4 separate regions of the Homo sapiens genome follow, and all the other regions are linked to region 4. A link is a loop called in an ENCODE intact Hi-C map of the cell type or tissue named here. Cell type or tissue: mammary epithelial cell. All regions are shown on one strand. Region 1 has its middle 140 kb from the start of MAGEB17-AS1. Region 2 has its middle 44 kb from the start of MAGEB17-AS1. Region 3 has its middle 76 kb from the start of AP1S2. Region 4 holds the start of GRPR (gastrin releasing peptide receptor).

Region 1 (5,000 bases), 180 kb before region 4:
GCTCTCAATTCTGTAGGTCGAAAGTCCAATACAGCATGGCTGGATTATCTGCTCAAGATATCACAAGGCTGAAATCAAGAGTTCAGCTAGACTGAGTTCTCATCTAGAGGCTCTGAGGAAAATTATGCCTCCAAGCTCATTGTTGTTGGTAGAATTCAGTTCCTTGTTGTAATAGGACTGAGGTTGCACTTTCTTTGCTGGATGTCAACCAGAAGCTGTTCTCAACTCCTAGAGGCTACCTGAATTTCTTGCCACATAACCCCTCCATCTTCAAGCCAGGAAGGGCACGCTGCATCCTTCTCATGCTTTGAATTGCTGACTTCCCCACTGTGACTAGCTGGATAAAAATCTCTGCTTTTAAAGCTCTCATGTAATTAGGTCAGGCCCACCCAGATAATCTTAGCAACTGACTTGGGGCCTTGATTAAATCTGAAAAAAAAAAAAATCTCTTCATAGCAGTATTTAGATTCCTGTTTGATTGAATAACTGGGAGAAGGTGTAAATACACTGGGAGTCAGAAATCTTAAGAGGCCATCTTAGAACTCTGCCTTCTACAATACTACATGTATATGTGCATAAGAAACAAGAAAGAATATGCTTGACTTCTAAGTCCCTATTTCTATAATTGGTCACAAATTTATGGTTGATCTTTATAAATTCCTTTTTTTACTACCTATTCCATGTTCCTTGTGTCCTCAGCCAGCACTTCAGCTGATGGAGGTTCCTTATCTGGTGAGGTTACTTGAAACTTCCTTCTTGAAGGAATCTAAATGCCCAGTGATGTCAACAGAAAGAATTATGATATAAAGCAAAGAAAAGGATATAAGAATGGTAATTCTATCAGTACAAAACCAGAAAGTAACACTGAAATGAGGAAATCAAGAACAGATGTAGCTGTCATATAAAAACATGTTAATAGGCTTAACTTACTCTTTAAAGAAAAAAAAAACTCCTCAGATTGGGTGACAACTCGAGGTTCTGTTCAAGATAATCCAAGATAGAGCAAGATGACCAAAATCAAAATTAAAGCTACAGGAGACCCAAACTATACAATATGGAAATATATTGAACAGTGTGCAATGAAAATAGAAAATACACCTTTCTTTGAGTATCCACAAAATTGTTGGGGAAATTGGCTACATATTAGTCCACCAGAAAAAATGTAATAACTCTCTTTTCTTTTTTTTTCAATTTAGAAAGTTTATTTTGCCAAAAAATATAATAACTTTCAAAAGACAGAATTTTCTGATCACAGTGCTATAACTTGAAGTTAATAACAATTTTTTTAAAAAAGGTCTTTTCACCTGGAAATTAAAAAAAAAAAATACCTTTCCCTTAAATATTCTTGAGTAAATTTTAAAGAATTTCTAGCCAAAAAAGAGATAAAGAAAATACTAGATACCAGCACATACAGGCTAGAGCTAAATCAGTGATCAGAGTAAAATTTATTGCTGAAAATACATAAAAAAAAGAAATGTAATAAAGCATCCAACTAAACAAAAGGAGAAAAGAGGACTTAATAAAGAAAAATCTAAAAATAAAATCAGAACCAAAAAAAGTATTATTAATAAATAAATAACCAAAAATGCTTTTGTTAAAAAAGAACAAAATGAGTAAGCAATAAGCTAATGTAATTTTTTAAGTAGGAAATTATGAATGCATAAAATAACAGATGACAATTAGAAATAGCCACAGAAACCACAGATTAGGGAAAATAAATAAGTTAAGAGATTACCTTGCAAAACACCCTGAAAATAAATTTAGAAACCAAAAAAGATTAATATTATACAAAAATTTAATTTTGTATATTTATGCATAATTTTATTTTTGTATGTTAATATAATTTTTGTATAATATTAACAATCAAGAACAAACTCCAGAAGAGATAGAAAACTTAAATAGTCTGACTTTCATAGTGGAACTAAAATTGGTGATGAGTTTCAAAGTCCAGTGAGCTTCACAGGGGAATTCTACAAAACCTTAGAAGAGCAGACAATTCCACTGATGTTTATATTTTTCCAAAGCTTAGGAAAAGAAGAACATTCCCAAAAGTATTTTATGAAGAAAGTATAACATCAGTACTGAAAGCCTAAAAAAGATCACAATATAAACAGACTACTTGAGTTTGAATTTCAGCTCTGCTACTTACTAGATTTGTTATTATGGATAAGTGACTAATGTCTCTGTGCCTCAGTGTCTTTATTTATAAGGAACTTTCTAAGTCACAGGTGACTGCATGGTACCATGGAGGTTCTAACAGAGCACTGGCCTGGACTGTCACCCAACAATGCAGAAAGTATCCACTGGGAGTGGACATGTTCATGAGTAAATGTGACACACCCTCAGAGTCCAAACAATGCTTGGGACAGAAAGTTTTGTCTGGAGGTGAAGTCCTGTATTACAAAGGTAGAAGCAATAAGCAAACAAAATTTGGGTTGCTGTGACTTCATTTGTGTGGGTACGGATTGGTGAAGCTTAAGGTTACTTGAGTTAAATTTGCAAAATATGCAAAAATATTCCCTTATATACTCTTGGGTGCAGAGAAAGGAATGGAGCTAAGTCTGTGGGGCCCTGAAAGGTTAGACACAGTACAGTAGAAAAGGTGTAGCTCATCTTGGTTACTTCTCTAGGTACCTCACCATACAAGTCACCTAATATCTCAAAGCCACAATTTCCTCATCTTCAAAGTTTGGCTGATTAAACTATCTGTCTGGAGGGTTGTTGTGAGCATCAGCTGAGGGCGCTCTTTGTCCTATTTTCTTCATCTGTCATCTCTCTCCTGGCCTCCCTTACTTCCCTATACAATCTGGACCTCTACTGTGAATGCCCTCATAGACCCATCCTATAATTATTTCCATCCCCCACCTTCCCCCCCAAAAAACCAATCTCTGGATTATTGTCGTCACTTACATTCTCTGCTTTTACATCTAGAGACTGAGCACTGCTGGCAGAAATCACACAACCACACAGCTAGGCACAACTACCTACTCACAAAGTCAATCTTGGTTGGACGCACAGTACCACCCCTTGATTATTTCACTTGTCCTTTCTCAGATTTCTCTCACATTCTTCTCCATGAATGTTGTAAATCTTCACTATTCTCCTCAAGCCATCATTTACTCCATGACCTCCACACTCTCAGCAGATGACAAAGCCTCTTTCTATGTGGAGGATGATTCTTCAACTTTCAGCCCCGCCTCCCTGTGAATACATCTTTATTCATGCCCATCCTTAACTTCCGTCCTCCAGGCTTCAAAAGTGCTAGTTCCCTCGTCTTGTTGACAACTGACCAGGCCTTCCGTTTTAGCCCTCTGGTTGCCCTCCATCCCCTCCTTTTCCTCAGGATCCTGCTCCCCTAGTCATAACCTCTCTTGAAAGGCTTTGCCTTTCTGCTGACTCCTTCTCTTAGCCAATAAATATCCTAAAGTCTCTCCCTTCCTAAAACACCTCTTTGCACATCTGTCCCTTTTCCTTACCATCCAGTCTCTCTCACCTCTGCTTCTCATCTTTCCCACTGGCTATTTCCACTGTCTCACTTTCCATTCATATCTCAACCCACAGCAATTTGGCTTCTGTCTCTATCAAATCACATTATATAAAGTGACCAGGGATCTCCTAATTGCCAAATACAAAGGACACATTCTACCTTTTATCTTGCTAGAACGCTCAGCTCTTTTGATATTCCATGGTTACAAGGCAAGACAACCAGCTAAGAGTGAGAAAGGAGGTAGTGATGTCTGAAAGAAACAGGCTTCTGAATCCATTTTTCAAGAATGCATCACATCAAATAGTTCTTCCACTAAGTTAGAAATGCAAATAGCAATAGAAGCCATGCACTGTGTATTAAATGGACTAAAATAATGCCATCAATATAATGGTGGATTCTTTGAGTGATTTAAGTATCAAAACTACCAGTTATCTACTTGTTTGTGACCATAAACAATAATTAAATGATGCAAATAATGCTATTTAAAAGTCCAAGTGTTTTTAATATTATTGAAGCCCCAAAAATTGCTCCAAAAGTTTTTAAGTGACGGAAGCCTTTTTTAGAATGCTAGAATAGAAAATTGTTAACAATTGTTGAAGAAGCACAGGCAGCCTCATTTTCTGCTACTAACTTTACAGAATTCATTAAATATCATACAGATCTGGATAACACAAAATTCTAGAGTTGTAAGAAAAATTACAGAAAATTGGAAATGACACTAGAACTATGTGAAAGTACAAACTAACAACACATCTGAGATTCTGTCCAAGTTGTGTAAAAAATGAAAGTCAACAGTTACATCCACTTGGGGCAAAGTTAATAACAGAGATGTAATTAAGGTAGAATATAATTAATAAAAGAAAGGGTTGTTTGTGAAAAGTAAAAAATAAAAGTGTCATTCTTGGATGAGCAGTTTACATGTCCAGAAGAAGGGAACTGTTTGGTTTCCATGTGCTTCCCTACCATGATGTTTGATGCAGAACTCCAGGGAATTATTACAGATGAAATCAAGATATTAGCAACTCATGGAGTTAAGGGAGACAGAGGTGATAGGAAATCATATTCTAAAAGGATAGTCAAGGCTGTGATATGAATTGACTGATATTACATAGACAATTTACAATGTCAAGTAAATACAGACCAGATATGTTGGATGCCAAGACAACAACTGGACTATGCCACATCTCAGAATTGTTGTTGAGGATAAACTTTCAGGGAAAGCTGTCTGTAACTTCTGGAAATTTCTAGCAGACAAGAGGACAGCAAAAGAGAGTCTAGGGCAGTAAGGTATCCCATCAGGTACAGAGCATGAGGACACATCACAAAGGAAGTCAGAAGGGAGGTGCCTGAGAAAAATCATCTTTAGGTTAGAGCCCTGGCAGGATCCAAACTCTCACTTCAAGGATTTTCAAGACCAAGTCTGGGTCTCACGATGAACATTATATTAATTTTCTATGGCTGCTATAATAAATTACCATTAATTTAGTGGATTAAAATGACACGATTTATCATC
Region 2 (5,000 bases), 89 kb before region 4:
TAGATCTGGGTTCTAGACCCAGTTCTGCCAGCTAGTAGCTGTATGACCTTGTGTAACTTTTCTAACCTCTCTAGTTTCCTCAAATAATCATACTATCTCCTAAGGTTGTTATAAGAATTAAAATTAGGCCGGGCGTGGTGGCTCACGCCTGTAATCCCAGCACTTTAGGAAGCCAAGGCAGGTGAATCATTTGAGGTCAGGAGTTCGAGACCAGCCTGGCCAACATGGTGAAACCCCGTCTCTACTAAAAATACAAAAATTAGCCAGGCATGGTGTTGCACGCCTGTAATTCCAGCGACTTGGGAGGCTGAGACAGGAGAATGGCTTGAGCCTGGGAAGTGGAGGTTGCAGTGAGCTGAGATCGCACCACTGCACTCTAGTCTAGGCAAGAAAGTGAGACCCTGTCTCAAAAAAAAAAAAAAAGAAAAGAAAAAGAAATGCAGAATCTAAGGCCCCATCCCAGATCTGCTGACCCAGAATATGCATTTTAACAAGATGTTTCCCTGATTCATATGGACTTTAAAGGTTGAGAAGCACTGATATAGAACATACAGTAACATATAAATCAGACAATTAAGTACAGTATTAATCATGTGATGTTTATTAATTGATGGTTCCCAGCTGATGGATGCTGGGCCACATTAAAATCATATGGGAAACTAACATGCAGACCCAGCCCCAGAGATTGTGAAATTCAAGTGGGGCCCAGAAAAAAATTTTTTATGGTTCACAGCCAGCTATGGGAGCAGGGTATGAGAAGTGGGAGTTCTGAAAAAGGATGAAATGAAGCAGAGGAGTGGGCCTTGACTGACCCTTGAAATATGGGTTCCATTTTTGGAGAATGAGGAGAATATATGCACGTGTGTATGTGGAAACAAGACTGTAAGACAATGTTATTGTAGCTTCTTCCAGAGAGGGAGAAATAAAAGCACAAACGAAGGAAATATTGCTCCCTGGGGAATTTTGGCAGAATTTTAAAACAATAACATTTCTCTGGTTAGAAACAAGGATGATACCATGCTGCTCATAATATCTCAGGGGCCAATGTCACATTTGATTTATGTTTAGAAACAATTTGAATGGATAGAACATTTTTCTTCTCAATTCCCACTTGGGGCTAATATATAGTCTTTTTCTCACATAAAAACAGTTTTCAACTCTTGCTCTACATTGAGCAGAAATAATCTAAGCTTGGATTCATTTCAAGATGTTTCCCATCAGCTGGGAAACATTTCTGTGCATTGGCACTATAGTTTAACTTCAATGAGTTCATTAAAAATCAAATAGGATAGTGGGGTGTGATTATAATTTGAAATGTGGGAAATGCTATACAAATGTCAGCTCATGATATGACTCTTTCTGGCCTTCCTATGGTTTGTATTCCTTCTGCCTCTTTCATCCCTTCCCCCTTAAGTCTAACTCTGCGCACAACCTTGCTATTCACCATGGGTCTTCTTGACTCGTGATCAGATCAGATGTTCCTCCCTCCACAATTTTCTTGATACTTTTTTGTTGTTGTTAACTCTATACTTACACGTCCAGCGTTTCACTTTATAATTTTGGGCCTATAAATTATGCATTTATATGCAGGTTTTCTCTATGAGACTTGAAGCTCTTTGAGGCATATGATAATGTCTTATTCATTTTTGAAAATCTAATGCTGGAGGTTCACTTCTCATATGTTTGTGGAGGGGAGGAAAAAATAATTTTCTCCTCTATCCTTCTGAGTTCTTAATTGAGATGGATGTCTTTAACAAAAGACAGATTAACAAGAGAAAATCCAACAGAAGTTTAATAGCATGTATACCTCATGTATACATGGGAGATACTCAAGGGAAATGAGTAACTCTTTAAGAGATGGCTTTGATTTCAGACTTAAATATCATCTTTAACTGAAATCAAGAAAGAAGCGTGTTGGGAGGCCAGTAACGAGGAGGTGGCCAGGAAAAGCATGGTAAACAGGGTAAGGTTTGTGGTGCAGAAGTTTAATATAAAGACATAAAAGTAACTCTAAGGGATAACTTAGAGAGAGAGACAAAGAGGAGTGGGGAGGAAGAGAGAGGAATCAAGGAGGAAAAACTTAGAAGAGGGCCTGTTCCCCAAGGATGCGTTTAGACCTCATTGCAGAGGATGTGGCCACAGCCTACTGGATAATGAAGAAGTTTGCTGGGTTGCCCTGACCAGAGCTGGGCCACAGTCACACAGCCACAGAGGCTGATAGGCTGGGGCATAGAGGGAGTCAGGGTATCTGCAGTCCACTCACTGGCAGGGTGGTACACAGCCCTTGATACATGGTGCCTTTGTGGGAGGGCTGTAGAAACTAATCACTGGGGCACCAGTGAGCCAAGGCACTTGGGTGGGTGTGCAGAGAGAGCTGGGGTATCACTGCCAGCATGAGGCCTGGAGTTCACCAGTGTCCACCTTAGGAGGGCCATGTCATGGAGATCACTGGATCTGGGCCAGGCTGTGGGATTACTGAGTTTTGGTACACTCTCAGCACATAGCTGGGACAGAGCACCACTAGATGTCCCTATACACATGCACCATGCAGCAGAAGCAAGAAAAAGCAAAAATCAGCACAATGGAACCAGGAAAAGAAGGCCCCTTCCTCCTGTAATGTCCCTCTACTGACAAAGCTGACTGTAAAGGACATGTTTACTATAAAGGACAAATGATTTAAGAGTCTAGGCTATTGTTGCAGAGCAGGTACTGAAGGGTGAATTTGGAGTTGAGAGGCAATAAATTCATGACTGACATGTATTGCAAGTTTCCACCAGCTCTTTTGAGCTCCTACCATCCATGAAAACAGCATGGCCCAAAGAGCCACTGCATCTTCAGATTGAGTTCTACAATGTGGAGCAGACATGAACCATAGGTAGTGTTAGGCCTAGGCTGGCTGAGATCGTTGAAATGACAGCCAACTTATGACTCATGAGTATCAAACAAATATTCATTGCAGCAAGTTCTTGAGATATTTGAAGCTATTTGTCATACAGAAAAAAATAACTAATACATCGATTTTCCTCCATATCCCTTGTGCCAGTGCCTAGATTATAAGATGAGATCAATATATAGTTTTAATTGAATTGTTATACAGACTCTGGGTCCATTTTCTGATTTTTCTGAAGGTTTAGCCCACATGTTGTCTAATGGGCTACAAATTGAGTCACCACTTCAGGTACACAGCAGAACAGGAATAACATCATGAAGAATCTTAGTAGATTTCAAATTGGCTCTTTTAAAGAAAAAAAAAAAAAACTCTTTTAATGGAAAACTCAAACCCAGGAATTGCTTTTTAAGCTTTTGGAATCCACACAGCTCATTCAGTGTGGAACCTTTATATGATGCAGCTAGGCCATTAGGTCTGGCTTCATCATCTAAAGTGGTACCTTTTTTATGTGGCTTTGGGGGAACAAGGTGAAAACTAATCAGAAGATTGCCTTGTATGTGAGCTGGCTATTTATTGCTCAAAGGGTGAATTTATGGGTGAAGAGAGAAAACAGATAATCCAAACATGGCCCCTACTTGTAGGGTTGCAACTATCATACGTTAATTTTATGTTCTAATCTTTTTCTCCTGTTTGAGGTCACAGCACAACATCACACCCTCACATATAATTGACTACCAGTGAAGAATTCTGTCCTTTCTTAATTATTATGCTGATATTACTTTCATTACACCACAAAGAACCATCAGCAGGAATTAACACATTCTTCAGTCAATTGAAATTATGTTATTTAAAAAGACATTCCCTTTCAAAGATGCCTGGCAGAAATTCTGGCATCGTATCCTAAATATGATTGTTGGTTTGGCCACAAATGTTTTCCATTGCTAACAATATACTCGAGAGCTTTTCACTGGTTTTCATGATGCATATAGTAGAGCTTCCCCCTAATTTATTGACCAGAGCTATGTTTATGGAGCTTATCATCTCTATGTTCTGCCCCAAAACCCCATACTCCAAATGAGCTACACTTTATCTGTTGTCACTTTGGACTTCATGGTGCTGCTGCTACTAACAGTAGCCACTCCTTGCAAGTCATCAACACTCTGTCATGCAGGGGTTTTGATTTAGCTTTTCGTAGCAGGCTTTTCTGATTAAACACACTGTAAACTCTACCTTTCTCAATGGCATAGTTATTTATTTTCCTTCCAAGGATGTTCATTAAAGGGCTTTCAAAATAAAATAGTACATTATGTTGATATTCTTTTAGGTCCACAACCTCTCTATATTTTATACTTTTAAAGTTTCCCCTTTCTTTACTGTAATACTCATCTAAAGAATCCAAAATTGGTTTCCATTTGATTTTGTTTACTCTCTTTCTAAGTTCTCTTTTTCTGAGCTAAAATAACATTTGATATGTATCTCTGAATGAGGGTTTCCAAAGAGTAGAAATGACATGATCCCTTACAAGTGGAAGCTTTGGACAGAATGTAGACCTTGATAGAATTTTAGACAAAGTTTTCTTCAACTTTCTCCTTTTGCCATTGAGGTTTAGAGAGGCTAAGTGACCTGTACTAGGTTAAATAACTAAGTGATGGCATATTTGGGACCAGGAATCAGTCATCCTCTCTTCTCTCCCAGTTTTCTTTTCACTGGATCATGACACAGAATGATAAAATGGGAGAGCAGGGAGGGATGTTAGAGATTACTCTATCTAACCGTATTATTTGAAAGATGAGAAAGTAATGCTAGGGAAATTTGGATATCTGGCATGATCGTGATATTCTTGGCCTTCCAAAAAATATCTTTCATTCTTTTTAATCTCAAAATAAGAAGCTTTTCAGCAAATCTCCAGTCCCAGGGACTGGCCCTGGTGAGACAATTCACTGAGGAAATCTGTGGCTTACACCCACATGTCTGTTAGGAAGCTGAGCCATCTTCACGAGTAGGCAGAAAAAGGAGGTGCACTAGGAAATCTCTCTCAACCAAAATATCACCCCACACATATCCTCTTTGGGAGACTAACTCTTCTGGGTTCTGAAGGCTTCTTTCTATC
Region 3 (5,000 bases), 190 kb after region 4:
CTGCAAGGATTCGGAGTCAGGTAGCAGTGGCAAGAAAAAGCCAGTTCAGGCTGCAAGATCTCAGGGATGCTCAGGAATTGGAGTCACCAGGTACCTCTGAAGGTTGAGTGGCAGAAAGCTTTAAAAACAAAAGCCGTAGCTGAGGGCAGGGGTGCTAAACTGAAAATGGAGGAATTTACTCGAAGTTATTACATCCCAAATAGTGATATCCTCCCAGCTCCTTCCCCAACTTGGCTCTGAGAACATCAACAGCCACTCATTTACTGTCCAGATAAGAGAATGATCCCTGAGAAAACACCTAAGATACTAACATATGGGGATCCCCAAAGAACATCCAGGTGCCCTCTTAATCGCCTTACAATGAGATCCACCAATTGACAAGCCCCATTTATGTATGCACTGTTTCCACTAAACTAAGCTTATATTGAGTCTTTACTAACAAATGTATTTATTGAGCCCTTGCTAAGTGTGAGGTGTGTGTTAAACACATTATATACATTTAATCCTCAAAATAAATCCATCGAATGTGTATTATTATCTCCAGTTGCAGATAAAGAAACAAAGCCTCAAGTAAATTAAATATGTTTTCAAGGTCACCTAGCCTGTAAGTAACAGAGTGGGAATTTGAACTATTTGAACCACAACACCTCATGGCCCCGCTCTGGAGTATCCACCAGCCTCCTTAACTATATCCTTAACTATATCTTTAAACTATATTCCTACTTACTTACAAAAAGAATGTGTAATGGGGGTCAATTTTATCTCTGACTCAAGTAAGAGTTGAATAAAATGTAGCGCTTCTAAAAAAAAAAAAGCATTGCTGTACATCTTCCATTTCCTTCTCAGATTTACTCTTTCCCCAGCTCCTCTCTGTTCAGTGTCCTGGGAAGTCGAATCCTATGGACGGCATTAATACTCCTACTTGAATTGGCTAATAGGTGGGATTGGAGTGAGAGAGAAGATTGATTTAGATCAGGTCATTAATGTGCCAGCTCCCTCCATGTGTTGGCAGCATAGGCTGTCTACAATTCTCCAATGCAGATTACGACACCCATTGGGTGGTCCACAAAGCTCTCTCTCCTCTTGTTCTCCAGACTTAATGGTGGTAACAGCTCCACTGTTCTACCCTCAGGTACTGCATTCTCCCTTACAGTTTCCCTACACTCTGCCCGCACCTTTGGAAACAGTCCTTTTATTAAATTCTCTTCAAACCACCTAATTTGAATGTGTCATGTACCTCCTCCCAGGACCCTGATTGATTCAGAGCTTTAGATACATCTTAATCTGGGTTGACTAGGAAGTAGATGACAATAATATATTTTTAACTAATAACATGCAACATCTCTCTTTACTATAAATCTCTGGAATCATATGGTTTTGAAGGGTTTTTTTCTAGTTATATACTCATTATAGAAAAATTGGAAAACAAAGAAATTTATCACTGTAATTCCACAGGCTTCAGTCAATTGATATTAATACTTTGGTGAAAAAAAAGAAAGAAAAAAAAATACAACAGCCAGCCACAGTGCACGCCTGTAATTCCAGCAGTTTGAGAGGATGAGGCAGATGTATCACTTGAGCCCAGAAGTTTGAGACCAGCCTGGGCAGCATGGCAAAACCCTGTCTCTACAAAAAATACAAAAATTAGCTGGGTGTGGTGGCATGTGCCTTTAGTCCCAGCTACTCAGGAAGCTGAGGTGGGGGAATCTATTGAGCCCGGGAGGTGGAAGCTGCAGTGAGCTATGACCATGCCACTGCACTCCAGCCTGGGTGACAGAAGAAAAACACACACACACACAGCAGAGTAATAATTTGGAACTTCCTCAAACAGATATTCTGTAGATGATGTTCAGTGTTTCTAGAGAGAAGAGTAGGGGTAGTGTAGGGGAACAACAGAGTCTAAGGGTGCTTGGTACTCCCAGCCTCTCTTAACGTTCCCAGTAAAGCAACACCACCCTAAAATCCCACACTTCACTCAGCTGTACTTTGAGTTCACGCCTTCCTCACCTCCAACCAACTTTGCAAAGTATTCCTTCCAACCATGTGCAGTGCTGTGTGTGAAAAAAATTCTGTAAGCGCAGTTTTCTCCATCTTGGCAACATTGCCAATGATGTTTTAGGCCTCCAAAGAGTTTTTACCCACTCTGCTTTTTAACCATTGGTAACCTGGACTAATGTCCATGCCTTTTTTCCACTGTGGCACCAAACTAAGCATGGTACCTGGAGATCATTTCAACATTGTCAGCAGCGGTGAAGCCAAACAAAAACACAATATGCAATTTTCCAGTTATCCTGTAAAAATTTCAGCTTATCTTGTTTTAGTCACCTTCACCAAAGTCTCCACGTGAAGTGTTCACAAAGAGATGTTAATCTTGATCCATAGCTGGAACAAGGGGGAAAAATCAAATACGTGTTTATGCAATAAATACTTTAACTTGAATGGATGGAATGGGCTACAGATTAACAAGCCTCATTGACAGCGTTATTCACTCTTCTCCCTGTGAGGTGGAAAAACAAACAACTTGTATAACTGGGGAGTCAAACGCTTACAGCTGTTTGACTTCATACTGTTATTGCTAAAAGCACAGGAGCAATGGTGACATCTTGTGTCAGGTTAAAACGTAACAGGATCTTAATTCCTTGTGGTATCTACTAAGAGCCCCTCGGATGTGCCCTGGCTAAAATTCATCTTCATCTGCTCCTTTTAGCTATTGATAAAATAATAACACAGAGGTTTTCTCAGATGTAGAGATTAATCAATTTGCAGGAATGACAGGGAAAACTCTACTTGGCACCTGACTCATCAAACTGCCACCTCAAGTACAGGCCACCTAGGAGTCTCAGTCTAGTTCTTCAGCTCAGCCTTTCCACTTTGCCAGAATATCCCTGGCAAAATACACAGGCTCCAGGTTCATCCACTTATCAATCTGAAGCAGCCAGAGGGTAGCTGTGGAGCTCTAGTAATTGTACTTATTTATCCTACTGTTTTGAGCATTTCCCTGATCTTATTTCTTTGGCAGCACTTTGAACATCACATCACATGACTGGAACCTCTTGAGCCCAAAAGATGATGAATAAAATTCACTGCTTGTAGTAGTCGGCTGGGAGGCCAAATCTGTTTCATGTGCTCTCCATGAGAGCAGTGGTTCTTAATGTTGGCCACACAAAACCACCTGGGGAGCAATATCTGCATCCATCCCAGACCAATGAAGTCAGAATTTCTGGGGTTGGAAGCCAGACATTTTTTAAAAGCCCCCAGGTGGTCCTGGCATGCAGCTTTCACCCAGCTCTCTTGCCTTGGAAACCCAGCCACCGTGCTCTGAGGAAGCTCAAGCCACATGGAAAGGCATGAGTGGGAGATCCAGTCACTGTCCCAGCTCAGATCCCAGCCGACACCCAGAATCAACCGCCAGTTAACTGAGTGAGTGGGCCTTTGAATGATTCAAGCCCCAGCCTTCCAGCCACCCCAGCTGACGTGAAGCAGAGCAAAGACAAACTGTCCCCACTGACCCTGGCCCAAATGGCAGATTTATGAGCAAAATTAATGTTTTAAGCCACGAGGTGGTGGTCTGTTACACAGCAACAGATAACTGGAACAATTTATTCCCATTTTTAGATGAGGAAATGAAGGCAGCAAGGGTGGGGGAAATAACTTGCCCAAGTCCAGGCAGACGGTAACTGGCAGGGTCAGAATAGTCTTGTTCCAGGGCCCAGGCTCCACCACTCAGATTCTTCCCCTGGCTCAGCCCCCAACTGAGAGCAGGGGACTGTAAAACCTGAAACTGTGTAGGACTCTGCAAATAAAGAGCTCTGCTCAGCACCCTCAAACTCAGAGCAACGCAAGAGCAAGAGGAGACCAAAGACCTCCCTCTACCACAGACCACCCTGCTGCTCCAGGACCTTACAGGTCCAGTTGTTTAAAATGCACAGTGAATATGACAGCACCCAGCAGGAATGACAGTTCCTGAGGAACTCCTGGAATCTCTCAAGAGGCCCTTTACAGTGACCTGACGTCCCAGACATGGGTGGGAAGAATAGCCAATGGTATGTGCATTGGTTTTGTTCTTCTAACTCTATTTGTATAAGCAGAATGGAAAAGCCTGGAGAAACACAGCTGGCACATACATTATTTCTTTGTCAACATTGTCCATGTAATTAAGATAACCTTGTTACTTAGTTTTATAGCCTGTTTTATTTTTCACTTAAAATCCCTAGTAACCATTAACCTATTTCACCAATAGTTTTTGAAAAAAAATATTTTAATGGCTTATTTTATAAACTGGAAGTACCATGATTAATTTTAACCTCACTCCTATTGGACATTCAGGTTGTCTCCATTTTTTTTCATATCATAAATGATGCCATGATGTGCATCCTTGTGTCAAAAGATATAGACTTTGATGCAAATCTCTGATTTTTTTCTTAAAAACAACAACAGGCTGGATGTGGGGTCTCACACCTGTAATCCCAACACTTTGGGAGGCCAAGGTGGGAGGATCGCTTGAGCCCAGGAGGTCAAGGCTGCAGTGAGCCATGATGGCACCACTGCACCCCAGCCTGGACGAGAAAGTGAGACCCTGTCTCAAAACAACAACAACAACAACTTCTTAGAACTACTGTGTCAGGGAAAATCCTGTTTAAAGAATATTGATTAAAAATTATAGTATTTAATTTTCCCATGTTAATAATTTGCATTTAATAAATAAAAATTATTTCTTTATTTATTCTAAATGTATTGCCAAATAGCTTTCTAGGAAGGTAAGTCTTTCCTCAAAATAGTTCTCTATTCTTGCCATTTTCAATTCCTCTCCTCTCATTCTCCCTTACATCCACTTCACTTATGCCCTTGACCCCCTCATTCCACTGACCCCACTCTCTACAGTGCACTAGTGATCTTTACATTGCTGAATCTATGGCCAAATCTCCTCTTCCCGTGAGCAAACAGCAGCATTTGGCACAACCCATAAACTCTTCTCCCTGCTACATGGTCTTCACTCGGTT
Region 4 (5,000 bases):
CACTCACCAACCCGGAAACCAAAATCTCTCCTTCCCATTAAGAAAATTACCCTCATCCTGAAGAGCCCTCGGCCATTGGTAACAAGCCACAGCCCTTCTGCCAGCTCCAGAGTTTGCCAGCCCTGAATCAATACATGAAACTGTCTGTGGTCATTGGTATCTGTGGGCAGATGTGCAGGGGAGGATGTGCAAGCCGAAGGGGAATGGAGGGAATGGAGAAACTCTGTCCAGTCGGTACAATGTGCAAACCTTACTTCTGTGCTATTACTTTTCAGACTTTGAAAATGTCGTGTGCTGGGCAGTGTGCTTCAGGTAGCTAAGCATAAACACATGTCTATAAATACTGATAACACTATCTTTATTTGTCCATTACTCAACAAAGCCAGATCACCTGAGGACTGTTTGTTCCTCTACAAAATGAGAATCCAGCACCACATGTATTAAAATGTGGGACATTTTCTTCGGAGTATAAACTTTCAAGAGCAGCATCTATGTCTTTTCCAGAACACTCTCAAATCCTTCTGTATCTTTAACACATAACATACAGTTGATTATAAGTGAAAAATTTATAGTCTAGGTTCATTGCAGCAGTTTTTCTGGGTTTGACCATATGGTCTATGCTGTGTCTGAAAGTCTATTCATTACTATGTCCAATTTCCAGAACACAGAAGTACATAAAGTATGTTCAGTAATTTATGTGAACAACCTGCAGCTATTTCTTGACTTGCTAATTCAGGTAAGTGTTTCTTACATGCTAGACACTTGATAAATGTTCAAAGAATGAATATATAGTTTTAAGACTGAATAAACGTAAACTTTTATGCAATGTGCTCACACAAGAAATGCAGTTTGCAAATATGTATATTTCCCAGAATAAAAAACTGTAGTGAACTCCCTCTTCCTCCCCACAATAAGCCCCAAAAGCATGGTATATGAAGTATTGTCAATAAAGATATTAAAATTAGAAATCAACCTTGAATAGAGCTTTCTCCAGAAAATTTTAAAAACTCAAATAATGTTTGATTTCATTTAAGAGAGACTTAGGAAAACCGGCATACAATTGTTCTATCACAGAGAGTCAAATTCAAAATCAGCTGTGAGAAAAGTTAAACTGTCTGAGGAAAATGAATTTCAGAGAAATGAGGCTTATTTTCTCCTCTTGGTTATTTCTGAAAGAACGTTTTGAAGAAATCCAGTGGAACTTTCCTGTTCTCTGAGGGGTTTCAATTGCTCCTAAAAAACATTTGCCTGAGGTTTAAACTCTATTGGGTGTGATTGTCTTTCTCACTGGTCAATTAATTTTGCAAGGAGGGAGAAGTTAGGAAAAGGCAATGCTAAATAGATATGTCTCCAGAAAAAGGCACCTCAGTTTTCTGCTTAGAGATTTTTTTTTTCTCATCTGTCTCCTTCTGTCCCCATCATTCACTTTTCTTTCTTAAACCAATATGTTACACTCAAGAAGTCATACCCAGAATAAAAACCTGCCTGGAAGGGAATCCGTGTTTGAGTAAAACTTCCCTTGTGCAATCAGCTCCCTGTCCCGACATGGTAGTTCATTTACCCAGGCGTCTATCACCCTTGGAGAGCATGTAACTTTCAGCCTGTACTTACCTGTCTGCCGAGAGCGCCGTGAGTGTGAAGACAGACACCCCAACAGAGGTAAGCTGTATAAAGGGGATCAGTTTGCAGCCAATCCTGCCAAATAGCCATCTGTCAGCCAGGTACCTGCTGGCATCCACTGGAGCACACGTTATTAGGAGGAGCAGGTCTCCCAAAGCCAGACTGGAAATGAACAGGTTTGGAACGTTTCGCATGGACTTGACTGTACAGAAGATCTTGATCAAAGTGATGTTGCCAATGAGGCCTATCAGAATGATAACCCCATAAACTGCAGGGATGACATAGAGGATCCCCGGGTGGGACCAGTCATCGTTCACGGGGAGATCCGCACTGTGACTGGAGATGTTGCAGTGCATGAAATGGTCCACCTCCAAGTTCAGAAGGAAACAGTCATTTAGAGCCATCTCTAGATTTTTTTTCCCACCTAAAAGTTCCCTTAGATGCTATTTCTTAACTATTGATTTTGCAACCGAGTGAAGATGAAGATAAGATCTATGCCGGGCTCTTTGCCTTCTTTAATAAAAATACTCTGAGTACATATATACTAACTATGGTATTCAAAACTCTCTGTCACTATTTTGACACTGGTGCTGCTCTGGCTTTCACATGACCAGTGCAATACAACTCTAAATTCAATAAGTTAACAACAACAAAACTTAGCCACAAAAAGGCTTAGAATTAAACCCACTCTGCATCAGTTCTTTCTACCTCCATTCTAGTCTGAGTCTCCCTGGCTGCAGTTTACTAAGAACTTTTGGCCTGCTATTTTCCCACAGCGTCTTTCCTGATATTTAGAATCTGGAGGTTTAAAGTGGGTAGAAAAAAACTGCACTGAGAAATCCTCAAATCCTATAGGCAGGATGCTTTGCACGTCACGGGCTTCACCAGCAAACGGCAGCTCCGCTGAGCTGAGGCTCTGAAGAGGAACCAGTGTTACTTATAGACAGAGAATGCCAGCCCCCTGCTGGACACTTCAATCACTGCCCAGTTGCCTGCTTTCTCCAGATGAGAAGCAACCAGCCGACTGCAGTTCCTACCTAGCTTAACAGATACCTTTGGCTTCTCATGTAAGCACATAGCACCTAGGGTAGGTATTTAATAAATGTTGCTAGCATTCTGCAAAGGCACTGAAAATCTTTCTGATACTATCCCCATGAATCCAGATGGGGATTTACATCCCATTTTCTCATTTTTTCTAATTCATTAGAATGACATGTCAATATTGCTATCAAATGAGGTCTGTCTTTGAATTAAACGCACACTGATGCACAGGGTGTCCATGTGTGAGTTATCCCACTCAGTCTTCCCACTGCCTCTTTGAACAGGGACTGATCCTCAGAAACACATGCACAGACTCACACCTTAAACCTTCAGCAACTGACATCTGGAAAAGCCAGAAGCACAATGCACACATGTTCTTTCCTGTAGATTTGCCAAGCCATTCCTATTCTGTTTACCAGGGAGAAATTAAATTGGGAACCAGCTGTATTCTTAACTCTCAATGATCAATAGTCTTTTCCAGAAAAATGGGTCTTTTCTCATCTGATCTAAAAATTTTATGAATCGGCATTTTGATGCAGCTATTTGCATTTTTAATTGAATGTTTGCCATGTTTTATAGCAAATATCCTCTTTATAGCCCTGTGTGGAAAATAAAGAACTATAAAAGCGTGATAGATACAATACTGAGGAATTGAGTGGGTGGTAAAAGAAGTAAGTTATCGTTGAAGGAGTGCTAGAAAAAGCTTAATTGAGGAAGTGCTATTAGAATCAGGCTTAGACCTTTAGCCAACAACTTCTAAATACATTATTAGAGTGCATCTTTATGACGTATGTGAAGCCAGCTCCTCCAGGTACATGACGTGAAGCCAGTCACTAACAGGTGAAGTCTCATTTTTCAGAACCCATAAGGAATAACAAAACTTGCACTTACCATGCCAGGGCCCACAAAGAAAGCCCCCAACTGTGTTGTTATGGACATTTCCAGTGGCAGGTTCCAACACTGAGGCTGCTGCCATGCTTTCTATGTAAATATGAAAGGCTCAGCGCCCCTCTCTGCCAGCAGGAGGGAGACTGATGCTGCATGGCTAGAGGTGGAAGAGCTTCTCGGCAGAGATCAGTAGCACCAGTAACCAGCCAATAGCCATGAGCCCAGTGGTGTTGATTAGTTGCCAGCAATATAGCTTAATGATACAGTACACAGGCTCTGCTTCAATCCTGGCTCCCTCATTTATAATTATGGCAAGTTACTTAGTGTCTTAAGCTTCAGGTTCCTCATCTGCAGGGTGAGGAGAACTTATGAAGTTAGATGAAATGATTCATGTTAAGATTGCATAGTATTTGGCACATAGTAAGTGCTCAATTAATATTAGCACTTATTATTATTATCATTATTAGATTGAGGGGGAAAGGCTTACTTTGGAAAAGCCCAATGAGTTCAGAAGAGTGATTGACCTCAGATCAATAGGCAAGCACTCATACGAGTGAATTAGCAACTCCTTTATTTACTTGAAAAAAATTTATCAAACATCTACCAGTTGCCAGGCACTGAGCAAGAGGCTGAGAAAAATAGCATGAAGATGTGTACTCTCACAGCTCTTTAGACCCCAACCCCTCTCTGGAGTGAAGCAACTACCTTTTCTCCAGAAAAGACGATATCTTTAAAGGTTAAGTGTTGACAAGGTCTTTTGAATGAAGAAAATCATATGTGCCTAGGATCAAGGCATAAAGGAAAGAGCATGACATTGAGCAGAGGGACATCTATAAATCCAGAGGGTCACCCAGATTGGAAGACAGGGGTGGAAAAAGAACAGCGTGAAATGCAGCTAGAAGCAGGTTTGGGTGAGATTGTGATGGATCTTGTATTCTTGCTAAGAAGTTTGGTCTAAAAGGCATATTTTTGGTTCACAAAGAGAACTTCTGGATGTTGTTTCCCTTTATTTCTTTAGACACCCCTGTGTGCTGAGTCAGCCTCACTACTTAAATCTAATTGGGTGGTTAGTGTTTCTTCCAATGTAAGTTAAGGGGATGCTGATAGATATTGATTTCTCATAGCTGGTGTTAGCATTATGTGTTCCACAGCACTATAGATTCTTCTAATGGTATTTTAGGAGTAAAGGTGCGTTGAGGTTTGACATCTAATATTTTCGGGGATCAAGGATGCTTTAAAAAGCTAATTCGGGCCAGGTGCGGTGGCTCACGCATGTAATCCCAGCACTTTGGGAGGCCGAGGCGGGTGGATCATGAGGTCAGGAGATCGAGACCATCCTGGCTAACACAGTGAAACCCCGTCTGTACTAAAAATACAAAAAATTAACCAAGCGTGGTGATGGGCACCTGTAGTCCCAGCTACTTGGGAGGCTGAGGCAGGAGAATGGCGTG

The links. Peaks named below come from ENCODE experiments on the same cell type or tissue, not always from the same donor. Only the 100,000 strongest peaks of a DNase experiment are listed, where the experiment ranks them.
Region 1: a loop joins it to region 4, with 13 times the contacts of the local background. A loop is called at or near these places in 2 of 110 quality-filtered maps.
Region 2: it touches region 4 in a loop (15-fold over the local background); 13 of 110 quality-filtered maps call a loop at or near these places.
Region 3: a loop joins it to region 4, with 10 times the contacts of the local background. A loop is called at or near these places in 10 of 110 quality-filtered maps.

What each region holds. Positions count from the first base shown.
Region 1 is chrX:16,303,142-16,308,141 of GRCh38, reverse strand. No RefSeq gene overlaps it. Among named protein-coding and RNA genes, the nearest start is that of MAGEB17-AS1, 140 kb to the right of the region's middle. In mammary epithelial cell, no CTCF peak of the experiment used is centred here; no DNase peak of the experiment used is centred here; H3K27me3 peaks cover 178 bases.
Region 2 is chrX:16,210,124-16,215,123 of GRCh38, reverse strand. No RefSeq gene overlaps it. Among named protein-coding and RNA genes, the nearest start is that of MAGEB17-AS1, 44 kb to the right of the region's middle. In mammary epithelial cell, a CTCF peak has its summit at 2,515 (motif pointing right); no DNase peak of the experiment used is centred here.
Region 3 is chrX:15,928,377-15,933,376 of GRCh38, reverse strand. No RefSeq gene overlaps it. Among named protein-coding and RNA genes, the nearest start is that of AP1S2, 76 kb to the right of the region's middle. In mammary epithelial cell, a CTCF peak has its summit at 2,601 (motif pointing left); no DNase peak of the experiment used is centred here.
Region 4 is chrX:16,120,978-16,125,977 of GRCh38, reverse strand. GRPR (gastrin releasing peptide receptor) reads right to left here and starts at 2,413. Exons shown (of 3, transcript NM_005314.3): 1 at 1,612-2,413. The coding sequence starts at 2,024. RefSeq lists an enhancer at 2,418-2,712. In mammary epithelial cell, a CTCF peak has its summit at 2,585 (motif pointing left); a DNase peak (open chromatin) is centred at 2,537.